Linked DNA regions of Homo sapiens: region 1 is linked to region 2. Evidence: chromatin contacts called from ENCODE Hi-C data. All regions are on one chromosome and are shown on one strand. Each heading gives the region's core, a stretch centred on a gene start or an enhancer-like site at or near the end of the contact. The rest is flanking DNA. Distances are from core to core; before and after follow the strand shown.

Region 1 (6,099 bases), core at 1,222-3,721, 420 kb after region 2:
CCAATGTAACTGACCATTTTTGCTCTGATGCTGGGGTACTAAGTTGATGTGGTAGATCTAGAACACACTTTTTCCAACCTTCTCTCTCCTCAAACTATACACTAGGGAAGAGTAAGGTTTCAGTCTTCCCTCATGTGCATTTAACCCTTTTGCTGCTCCTCCATGAATTATTTTCATCCTATCAGGACGCTTTCACCTACTGGGCACCTAAACTTGCGTGGAGATGAAGGGTGTAACTTCTTTCTGTAAGTACTCTTCCAAAGTCTTTGCTGTTCTACAACATTGCTGTTTGAAGCTAAAAGCAAAAAACATGACATCCCTTTTATTCTGTTCTGCAGTAATTTTTCCTTTCCTGAGTTTGAAAATACCTTAGAATAAACAGGATGAAGGAAAGGTCTTTGGGAAACAAGAAAATTATCATAATTAAAAAAAACACATTTCAATTTTTTTGTCATGATATATGAACATACTCCTTCCTCTCCCTCCATCCCAGAACCAGTCAGATGCCAACATCTTCTTAATTTTATTTCATGCAGCTGGCTCTTCTCTTGCATTAGTGTGGCTAGCCCCTTCCACTCTCAACCTACTACATTTTGCAGTAGGTTGCTGGCTAGGCTCTGGCCTCACACTCTTATTTGCATCCTACACACTGAATATAGGTGAATCTTTCTAATAAATAGTACAAAAACCTTTAATGACATTATGTTGCCTCTGAGCTAGGTTGCATTTATATCCTGCATAATCTGACACCAACCTGTTTTATAAGAGTGACCTCTCATTTCATGAATCTCTAGTTTATTTATGTAGAAATAAACACTGAGGTCTTAATATGTTTCAGACACCATGCCAGGCACTGGGGAATGAATGAAAGATTTCAGTCACTCAGGTCGAAAGATTCTTGATGATAAGAACCAGTGAGGAACTGAGGAAACAATGGGAATCCTAATTACTTTGCTAGGTTTCATGCCTCTGTGCATTTTTCTAATATAACCAGGGCTGGGGAAGGCAGAAGTCAGAGAAAATTTCCCAGGGAAGATGAAGAGGAATTATTAAAATAGAGAAAGATAAGGAGTGTGTTCAGGCATGGTTCTCAGCAACAGTAAACAATGAAGGTATGAAATATTATAGTTTACATAATAGCATTTGTTTTTTGGTTTGATGACCCAGCATCTGAACATCCTTCCTGCATTGGATAATTCTCTATTTTATTAAAGGGAAACGATTTCCACTGTAGAAACCGAAGATACCAATGTGAAACTAGGGCATGAGCACACGACTTAGGTTCCATGAATTAGATGGAGACTCCCTAGACTTTGAATTGAGGGTAGTGATACCAAAAAAATCAAAACAAAACACAATCCATTCTGGTGAGCTTGGCAGCCGTGGTGGGAGGTACATGCCCTTTCCAGAGACCCTAGTAGTGGTGCCATGTTTGGTATCAGTAGGTCAGCCACGCAAGCTGCAGTTTCTGGGTCTAGCAGGAGGGGTGGTGGGGTTTCCAATGCACCAGTTCTGTGGTGTGATTTGAAAAATGATATTATTTAGATTTTGCTGCATAACTGATCATCCCATAACTAAGTGGTAAGTCGCAAAGACTCTCTTCTTGACTGAACTTTAGATAAGCTCTTCTGAGTTCTGTTTTTGACCATGCCCCAGTGTAGGCTTATAAAAACTGCAGACTCTCAGCATAAATGATTTTTGTCTATTTTCCATACTCCACTCCCACACTAAAATTTTTGAGCAAAAATTAATATAGTTTCTAGCAGCTCAAAGCTACATTCCTAGAATGACCCTAGCCCCTTAAACTGCTCACCTTGGAAAGCTCAAGACTGATCCAGTCCAAACCAGTAATAAACAGGCCCCTGAACCCTCCCCTCTTAGAGCAGTTGTAGTTTAGGAAGCTTGCAGTTGTAATTCCTTTCTCTTCCCCTTTGCGATGTAGATCTTCTACCACCCAAAATTAACATTCAGGGAAATAATTCCCCCTCTGGTGCCCAGCCCCGTGGCACCTTGCCTCTAATTTACACCACTGCCTTCTGCCATATAAATATAAGAAGTTTGCTTCTCCTTTAGATAAGCACCAATTAACAAGATCAGTTTCTGCTTAAGCCCCTGCTCATTCCCCCTTCCTTAGTCCCTCATTGTCCCTTTAACATGCCCAGTCACCTCTGCACAAATCAAAGTTCAGTTCATGTTGGAACCTCTTTCCCTTTGCAGTGATAATTACGGAATAAAGTTTATTCTTAGTGCTTTAACCAGTGTCTAACCAGTGTCTGGATTTATCTTTGACACAAGTCATCTCAGAACTTAGTAACTTATATTTAGCTTATTTATGATCTTGTGAAAACAGCAGTTTGAATTGGGTTTAACTGAACAGCTCTGGGCTCATTCATGTGTTTGGAGTTGGCTGCTGGTCGATGAGGCAGCTCTGTTTCTGTGGTTTGGCTGACTGTCAGCTGAGGCTATGGGGATGACTGGACCGCATGTCTCTATCACCGAACAGTCCAGCCCAGGGTTGTTCACATGACAGGTCAGCAGGGTTCCAAGAAGTAGAGCTCCTGTGAAGTCTACATTCAGAACTGATATAACCATCACTTCTGCCACATTCTTTTGGCCAAAGCAAGTCACAAGGCCAGCACCAAATCAAAGGGTAAAGAAACACCCTACCTCCTGATGGGAGGAACTTCAAAGTCACATTGTTAAGGGATGTGGATACAGGAAGAAAAATGATGGCAGGTATTTTGCAGACTATCTCTATACAATTGTACCCGCTGTGCAGCCTCCAAGCTTGATTCTTTGGGCCAGGTTTTGGAGCCTCCTTTAATCTTTAATGAAGTCTTTCTTACATCCGCCTAAATTGTTTCTGTGGCTTACAATTAAACATCTTGTTGAATATTCTGAGTCGCACATACATTCTCTCTCTCTCTTCACACCATGACTCTTTCCTATAATGTTTAGAGCAGCGCTGTCCAATAGATGTATACAAGCCTTAATATAACTTAAAAAATTTGGGTAGCCATATTTGAAAACATGAGAAGAAACAAGTGGAATTAATATTAATACTATATTTTATTTCACCCAATATATCCACAGTGTTATTTCAACTAATCAATCTACAAATTATTATATCATGAGATACTTTACTTTTTTTTATTCTAAGTTTTTGAAATCTCTTGTAAAGCTTACACTGTCAGCACCTCTCAATTTGAATTGGCTGCATTTCAAGTCCTCAGTGGCCTCTACAGGCTACCATATTTAGGACATTGTTTTTCCCCAGAGTGAGTCATTGCTTAGATCTGGATATCTGATTCACAAGTAAAGAATGACACTACTGAAGAGGCATAGGAAACGAAACCATCATATACTAACCATGAATTTTATACTGGACTCTTTTTTTTTTTTTGAGACAGAGTCTTGCTCTGTCGCCAGGCTGGAAGGCTGGAGTGCAGTGGCGCGACCTCAGCTCACTGCAACCTCTGCCTCCTGAGTTCAAGTGATTCTCCTGCCTCAGCCTCCCAAGTAGCTGGGACTACAGGCGTGCACCACCACGCCCAGCTAATTTTTGTATTTTTCTTAGAGATGGGGTTTGACCACGTTGGCCAAGATGGTCTCGATCTCTTGACCTCGTGATCCACCTGCCTTGGCCTCCCAAAGTGCTGGGATTACAGGCGTGAGCCACTACACCTGGCCACAGGGCGCTATTAAAAGCACTTTAACTAATATCTTAGTTTGGGTTCTACCCCTAGCAGAGCTTGAGACACGCATTTGGGTGAAAATAATTTATTTGAGGAATGATTCCAGGAAGCCAATTAAAGATATATTATTGAGCCAGTTATTGCTATGGAGAACTGGCTCAATTCCATGGACCCCTCAGGGAGCCATATAGAATGAATTTCAGAATTGTTCCTCTGAAGAACAGAAGACTGAGGCATTTATTTACTGACCCCCATTTCTCACTGGCTGAGGGTTGTGCCCATGGATGTTAGTGCCCCAACGTTTCTGGACTGTCCTATATAAGGCTGAGGAATCTTATAGCTTCAGAACGAGTCCTGAGGCAGAAAAGCTGAGCAATAAGGCAAACATCTGGCATAAGGTTTTTCCAGTATGTATGGGAATTGTCTGCCACCAGTTGGAACTGGAATCAGTGATGGGGCAGGCACATGGCAAAGCCTCTGCTATGCATACATTGTACAATTGTCTTCTTTTGTTCAGGCTGCTATAACAGAATCCCATAAATTGGGTGGTTTATAAACAACATGAATTCATTTTTTACAGTTCTAGAGGCTGGGAAGTCCAAGAGCAAGGCACCAGCATATTTGATATATGGTGAAGGTTCATTTCCTGGTTCATAGAATGGTACCTTCTTGCTGTTTTCTCACATGGTGGAAGGGAAGAACTCTGGTCTCTTCAGACCCTTAAAAGGGCATAATCCCCCTATGAGGGCTCCAACCTTATGACCTAATCACCTTCCAAAGGCCCCACATCCTAATGCCTTCACATTGGGAATTACTTTTTAACATATAAATTTGGGGGGAACCCAAACATATTTTTCAACAATACTTGTAAAACAGACATTATAATTTCCAATTTAAAGAGGAAACTGAGTATAATAAAAATTCCAATAGTATTCAAGATGATATACTCTTAAGTGACAGAGTGTGTTTCTTCACAAATATGACTTATTACAAGGTCCACAAAGAACATATTTTTTGGGATTTTTTTTTCCTTTTGGGGGAAATGTCCAGAGATTTTTTTTGGCTTGTGTATTTATTTATTATTTCAGAAATTTAGACAAATCTACAAAGTAGGCTTTGTTTGAGTTATCTTTAATCAGTTTTTTTTTGAAAGGGTACTGCCATAAAACAGGGTCTCATAAGAATGTGGTATATATATTTAAAAAAATACACATTTGCTATTGTGCTTGTTATATTTTCTGACCTTCAAAAAGAAATTTCCAATAAATTTTGTAAGCTCACTTATTTCCGTCATTCACTGCTGAATTTCTAGTGCGGAGCTCATTTTCAAGTCGATATTACGTACAGCAGATTCTCCCTAAATGAAAGGGACTGAACACACCACAGACTGGACAGCTCCCATTATCTGAAATAGCCATAAGCGGCTTTAATGCTGGAGATTTAGTTTAAAGGATTGTCCTCCTGGAAGACTGGCTGCAGTTGTTTGTGAGGCAGAACAAATTATAAAATGATTATGGCTTCAGAGATGTATGTTTCTAAATGATTGCTTCGCCAGTCCATAAAATGTCTGCTTTTAAAAAACAGGTGAAATCTGAGAGCCTTAAGAGATTGGATCTTTGGGATATTATTAAAAATGTCTTTATAGGGTCTGGATGCAACGCCACCGGAGTATATAACTTACCAAGAATGCTGACAGGAAGTCATCAGCATAAAGAAAGAAAAGCAAATTTAAAGATGAAAAAGAAAAGCCTTAAGAATGAACTTAGAATATAAACCTAAGCTAGAAAAACAGTTGGAAAAGTTCAGCCCAAACTGTTAACCATATTTTCCTCTGCAAAGTCTTTAGAATTGGGGATAGTCATGGGTGTTTGCTTCTGTATTTACTTGAATTTTTCAATACACAAACATGTATCGTGTACAATTTGTGCAATTAAAAATAATCTTAAAAGAAGATGCCAGCCAGGTGTGTGGCTCATGCCTGTAATCTCAGCATTTTGGGAGGCCAAGGTGGGCAGATCACTTGAGCTCAGGAGTTCAAGACCAGCCTGGGGCAACATGGTGAAACCCTGTCTCTACAAAAAATACAAAAATTAGCCAGGCATGGTGGTACACACCTGTAGTCCCAGCTACTTGGGAGGCCGAGGTAGGAGGATTGCTTGAGCCTGGGAGGCAGATGTTGCAGTGAGTCAAGATCATGCCACTGCACTCCAGCCTGGGTGACAAAGTGACACTCTGTCTTAATAAAAAAATAAGAAAATAAAAAAATAAATATAAAGAAAGAGCCATTAATAGACTGAGTTTTCAGTTTTATCATGTTATTTTGCCTCCAATCTAACTTACAAGTCTAATAACACATAGTAAGTATTCACTAGACATTCACTGAAGAGGGAATCCTCAGAATTTT
Region 2 (6,091 bases), core at 1,671-4,170:
GCCACCACGCCCGGCCATCAGATATTCCTTTATACCAATGCAAGAACAGACTGATACATCACCCAAGGCCAGCTTTCACCATTTCATACCTAGATCACAGCAATCACCTCAAAACTGATCCTCTGCCTATAGGCTCTCCAAGCTTCCCCAAACATTACAGAAGCATTCAATTTTAGAAGTTCAGAACCTATACACCTGCCCATTATATCTGGTTTAAACTTACCAAGTTTCTATACTATCATTTCCTTACCTCTGAGAGGTACCAAACCACCAAACCAGTTTTTTTTTTTTAATTTGACTTACCTGAGCCAGTGTTTCTCTCCACTTTTAGGGCCACCTATCACTAATATATTTAGGAAAAGACCCATTGCAGGTTTGTTGTGGAGTTCTCTGTTCCCAGCTGTTTCTCCACATTCTGCCATGGCCCACGTGTCACTTAGCACTGTCAGTGGGGACCTGGATAATTTCCTTTAGTCTTGTCCATCTCCTCTTCCACACATCATCACACATAGATGCTGGGAGAAATAATAAGAGGAAGCATAAAATATGAAAAGATAAATTTGAAACTAGCCTCTATATATGACTTTTTTCCCAACAAAGTCCAACCAAACATCATCTAAGGAGTTAAAGGTTTTGTAGGGGTTTCCTTGTGAGCATACTGTGGAACAGCTGATCTCGAACTCCTGGGCTCAGGTGATCCTCCCACCTCAGCCTCTCAAAGTGTTAGGATTACAGATGTGGGCCACCATGCCTGGCTGACTCTTCTTTTTATAAAATTGCTTTTTCCTCAACTTTTTGTTTTGAAAAGTCATAAGCCTACAGAAAGTTACAAGAATTAATTTATACACCTATATGAAATTTGTTAGTTGTTAATTTTTTCAAAGTTCTCAATCTCTCTTCCCCTCTCTCTCCCTTTCTGAATCATTTGAAAATAAATTACAGGTATCTAGTCAGGCATGGTGGCTCAAGCCTGTAAACCCAGCACTTTGGGAGGCTGAGGCAGGTGGATTACTTGAGGTCAAGAGTTCGAGACCAGCCTGGCCAACCTGGTGAAATCTCATCTCCACTAAAAATACAAAAATTAGCCAGGCGTGGTGGTGGGTGCCTGTAATCCCAGCTCCTTGGGAGGCTGAGGCAGGAGAGAATTGCTTGAACCCAGGAGGCGGAGGTTGCAGCGAGCCAAGATCACACTATTACACTTCAGCCTGGGTGACAGAGTGAGACTCCATCTCAATAAATAAATAAATAAATAAATAAATAAATAACAGATATCCTTGTTTACCCCAGCAAGAATCTAAAAACAAAGACATTCTCTTGAATATTCTTACATAACCACAATACAGTGATCAAAATCAGGAAGTTTTAACATTGATACAACACTACTTTTCTGATATTGTTTTCTCAATAATATTCTTTCTAGCCAAGTTTTTGCCATCTAGAGTCACACATTGCATTCGGTTGCCATGTCTTTAGCCTTTTTCACTCTGAAACACTTCACTGCTCTTTCTGTCTTTCGCGGCATTGTCATATTTGGAGGGTAGTGGTCAGTAGTTTTGTAGAACAGCTCTCGCCTTGGGTTTGTCTGATTATTTCCTTATGCTGAAATACAGACCATGCATTTTGGAAGGAAGAGTACAGGAATAATGTGCCCTTCTCAGTGCATCGCATCTGGAGGCTCCCCTGACGTCCGTTTGTCACATTATTACTGATGTTAAGCTTAATCACTTCTTCACAGTGAAAGTATCTCTTTCTTCCTTTGTGACTAATTAGTAGTCTGCTTTTATAGCAGCTCTGTTCATAATTGCCAGAAACTGAAATAAATTCAAACGTCTTTCAGTGGATGAATGAATAAACAAAGCAATGCCTTCATACACTGGAATACACTGAACAATAAAAAAGAACAAACTGGCCAGGCATAGTGGCTCATGCCTGTAATCCCAGCACTTTGGGAGGCTGAGGCAGGTGGATCACCTGAGGTCAGGAGTTCAAGATCAGCCTGGTTAACATGGTGAAACCTGTTCTCTACTAAAATTAAAAAATTAGCTGGGTGTGGTGGCGGGCGCCTATAATCTCAGACACATGGGAGGCTGAGGCAGGAGAATCGCTTGAACTCGGGAGACGGACGTTGCTGTGAGCCGAGATCAAGCCACTGCACTCCAGCCTCCAGCCCGGAGACAGAGCAAGACTCCATCTCAAAAAAATTAAGCCAGCCTCAAAAGATATACTGTATGATTCCATTTATGTGACATTCTTCTTGTAAAGACAAAACTATAGTGACAGAGAAGAGATCAGTGGTTGCCAGGAGTTAGAGGAGGTATGACTGTAAAGACATAGCATGAAAGAGTCGTAAGGTAATAGAACTGTCCTGTACGCTGAATGTGGTGGTGGTTACATAAATCTATACTTGTGTTAAAATTCATAAAACAAGGCCAGGTGTAGTGACTCATGCCTGTAATCCCAGGTGTGGAAAAAAAATTCATAAAATGATACACCAAAAAATAAGTCAATTTTATAGTTCAGTGATTTTTCTTTTTTTTTCTTTTTTTTTCCTGAGACAGATTCTCACTCTGTTGCCCAGGCCGGAGTGCAGTGGAGTGCAGTGGAGTGCAGTGGAGCGCAACGAAGCGTATTGGTGCGATCACAGTTTACTGCAACCTCTGCCTCCCTGGCTCAAGCAATCCACCCCCAACCTAAGCCTCCTGAGTAGCTGGGACCACAGGCCCACGATACCTGGCTAATTTTTGTATTTCTAGTACAGACAGGGTTTCGCCATGTTGGCCAGGCTGTTCTGAACTCCTGACCTCAGGCGATCTGCCTGCCTCAGCCTCCCAAAGTGCTGGGATTACAGGTGTAAACCACCGCACCTGGCTGATAAGTTAATTTTACAGTTTGATGATTTTTCTTTTTCTTTTTCTTTTTCTTTTTTTAAGACGGAATATCACTCTGTTGCCCCAGCTGGAGTGCAGTGGAGTGCAGTGGAGTGCAGTGGAGTGCAGTGAAGTGTGGTGGCATGATCATAGTTCATTGCAACCTCTGCCTCCCTGGCTCAAGCAATACCCCCGACCTCAGCCTCCTGAGTAGCTGAGATCACGGGCCCGTACCACCATGCCTGGATAATTTCTGTATTTTTTTGTAGAGACATGGTTTCACCATATTGCCCAAGCTGGTCTTGAACTCCTGGACTCAAGTAATCTGCCCACCTCAACCTCCCAAAGTGCTGGGATTACAGGTGTGAGCCACCATGCTTGGCTGTATGTATGATGACGCTTTAAAATAAAATTTAAAATAATTCACCTGTAAGAAGATACTTGAAGACTCTGTGAACATTTTGTTTAGCTGATAAACACAATCATTACATATCACTCAATTCTTTCTTTCATTCTCCACCTGAGCCCAACTGTCCACTTCTATCCAAACCTTTCAGTGACATAAGGACTTATAGCACCTGTAGTTATCCTCCTGTGGTTAATCATTCCCCCATTCCTACAGACTATCAAATTGACATTTGCAGGGACCGTATCTTAATCACAACCTCTAGAACAGTGTTGTTCTCATATAGGCACGCTTGGAGAATTTATGAATGAATGTGACTTGGCAGCCACCTCTTATGCCGGCGCCTATGCACCTACAGAGACTTCGTGAAGCCCTGGCACATTGTTTTTAATTGTTAAATTTCTCAGTTATGGGTATAATAGAGGCATTAAAGAGCATATAAGATTGTCTTCTCATTATGGATACAGACTTTCATTCAGGTAATCCTATTACACACTTTACCTTTGCATCTGTCTAGTGCAGCCATTAGTTGGCCACAAAATCTGAAATAAATATTTCATATTAAATTTAAAAATTGGCTGGGCCGTGGTGGCTCACGCCTGTAATCCCAGCACTTTGGGAGGCCAAGGTGGGCAGATCACGAGGTCAAGAAACAAGACCATCCTGGCTAACATGGTGAATACCCTGTCTCTAATAAAAATATAAAAAATTAGCTGGGCGTGGTGGCACGTGCCTGTAGTCCCAGCCACTCGGGAGGCTGAGGCAGGAGAATCACTTGAATCTGAGAGGTGGTGGTTGCAGTGAGCAGAGATCACGCCGCTGCCTCCAGCCTGGGCGACAGAGGGAGACTCCGTCTCAAAAAAAAAAAAATTAAAAACTATGATGTGCAGATATTTTCCCCTAGTATGAAAGCTTAAGTTATTAAATCTGTAGAAAGGCTGAAGAACTTAATGAGGATGTTTTATGTTAATAGGATAAATTTAATTGTTAAGATGTTAAGGTGGTGTGTTAAGGTGACAAAGGGGAAGTGGAAGGAAAGAGAACTAACATTACTGGGCACGTACTACATGCCAGTATCTGCTTCAGGTGCTTTAAAAACATTCTCCCAGTCCCCACCCAACTCTGGGACACACGCTCCATTATGCTCACTGCAGGGTGTGGATGGAAAATGAAAGGGTTAGTTCTACCCAGAAGCACCTGCCTAAGATGCCCTGTGCCCCATCCCTTGGGCCCACCTGACATTAGTGGCACTAATGTGAACAGCGGCATGCATGCTGCAAGTGCCCCACCTTCAGTGGGTGCTGTGGTGTCCCTTGGGGACACCCAAGCAGGCCACAGCCTGGAAGTGCAGGAGAGTTAGTAAGTAACAGTGGATGGAAGTCAGCAGATTAATGCCCCAGCCTCCTTGTCCTTCAGTGGAACAATGCTGAAGCACAGTCTATGAAGTTCCACAGCTGATCCCGAGTGTAAGTGGGCCTTATTTTTCCATAATGGTTTCCAACTGAGTAGCACACACTTTATAGGCTTTCTCACTTCCTTGTCTCTCTCTTCTCACACCTCACTTCTGCTTCCTGGGATCAATATCATCAGTCAATAGGTAAATGCAGATAGACTACCTGCATCCAAGTCCCTTGCCTTAGACTCTACTTTGCAAGAACCCAAGCTAAGACATACAACAATATTAGTCAGTCTCCTCCTTCTTTAATAATGAAACCCCCAGCCAGGCGTGGTGGCTCGCTCTTGTAATCCTAGCACTTTGGGAGGCCAAGGCAGGCAGATCACCTGAGGTCAGGAGTTCGAGACCAGTCTGGCCAACATGGTGAAACCCCGTCTCTACTAAAAATACAAAAATTAGCTGGGTGTGGTGGTGGGCTCCTGTAATCCCAGCTACTCAGGAGGCCGAGGCAGGAGAATCGCTTTAACCCAGGAGGTGGAGGTTGCAGTGAGCGGAGATTGCGCCACTGCACTCCAGGCTGGGCAACAGAGTGAAACTCCATCTCAAAATAAAATAAAATAAAATTTAAAAATATTGAAACCCCCAGGTTTTAGCTGTGCCCAGGACCATTGAGTTATAGATTATATTATCCCAGCATCTTTGCAACCAGATAAGACCATGTAACTTTTTGCCAATAGGATATAAGTGCTTTTATTTAACAAGCTTTGCCTTTAAAAGAAATAAGGGTGTATTTTCTTGTTCCTTTGACCATTCCTGCTGTCTGGGATGTAGATGTAATGGCAGGAGCTAGAACAGCCCTCACAGATCCAGAGATAGAAGCCATATTTTGAGGATGGGCTGAGCTGTCCATCCTACCCTACCCTGTTCTGCTTCACTGAGGACTATTTCAGGAGAGAAAAACAAATGTCTCTCTTCCTTTTTTTTTTTTTTTTTTTTTTTTTGGGAGACGGAGTCTCGTTCTGTCACCCAGGCTGGAGTGCAGTGGCAGGATCTTGGCTCACTGCAACCTCCGCCTCCCGGTTCAAGCAATTTCTCTGCCCTCAGCCTCCTAAGCAGCTGGGATTACAGGCGCCTGCCACCACGCCCAGCTAATTTTAACATCTCTCTTCTTAAGCCACAGTATTGTAGGGATCTCTCTACTAATGTAGCATGGCACACATATATGGAAATTGGAACAGTGCAGAGATTAGCGTGGCTCCTGTGCAAGGATGACACACAAATTTGTGATGTGTTCCATACTTTTAACATAGTTAGAAAGAATGAATAAGATCCAGTGTTTGATAGCACAGCAGGGTGAATATAGTAAATAATAATTTAATTGTACACTTAAAAAATCACTAAAAGAGTATAATTAGTCTGTTT

The links. A loop is a pair of places that touch in the nucleus more often than their neighbours do. Pooled maps may share reads with other maps.
Region 1: a pooled map shows a loop between it and region 2 (9-fold over the local background). The contact joins two enhancer-like sites. A Hi-C loop is called at or near these places in 2 of 37 single-sample maps with no recorded cell type and 2 of 50 pooled maps.

What each region holds. Positions count from the first base shown.
Region 1 is chr21:17,845,985-17,852,083 of GRCh38, forward strand. The region is part of intron 1 of LINC03147 (long intergenic non-protein coding RNA 3147); the gene reads right to left. All of the region lies in intron 2 of LOC124900465 (a long non-coding RNA gene), which reads left to right. Among named protein-coding and RNA genes, the nearest start is that of C21orf91, 30 kb to the left of the region's middle. Within about 2 kb of position 2,472, at least 2 of the 41 ENCODE cell types and tissues checked have a DNase peak (open chromatin) inside an H3K27ac peak, as active enhancers do.
Region 2 is chr21:17,425,676-17,431,766 of GRCh38, forward strand. It overlaps the pseudogene RNU6-113P. Among named protein-coding and RNA genes, the nearest start is that of LINC01549, 10 kb to the right of the region's middle. Within about 2 kb of position 2,921, at least 3 of the 41 ENCODE cell types and tissues checked have a DNase peak (open chromatin) inside an H3K27ac peak, as active enhancers do.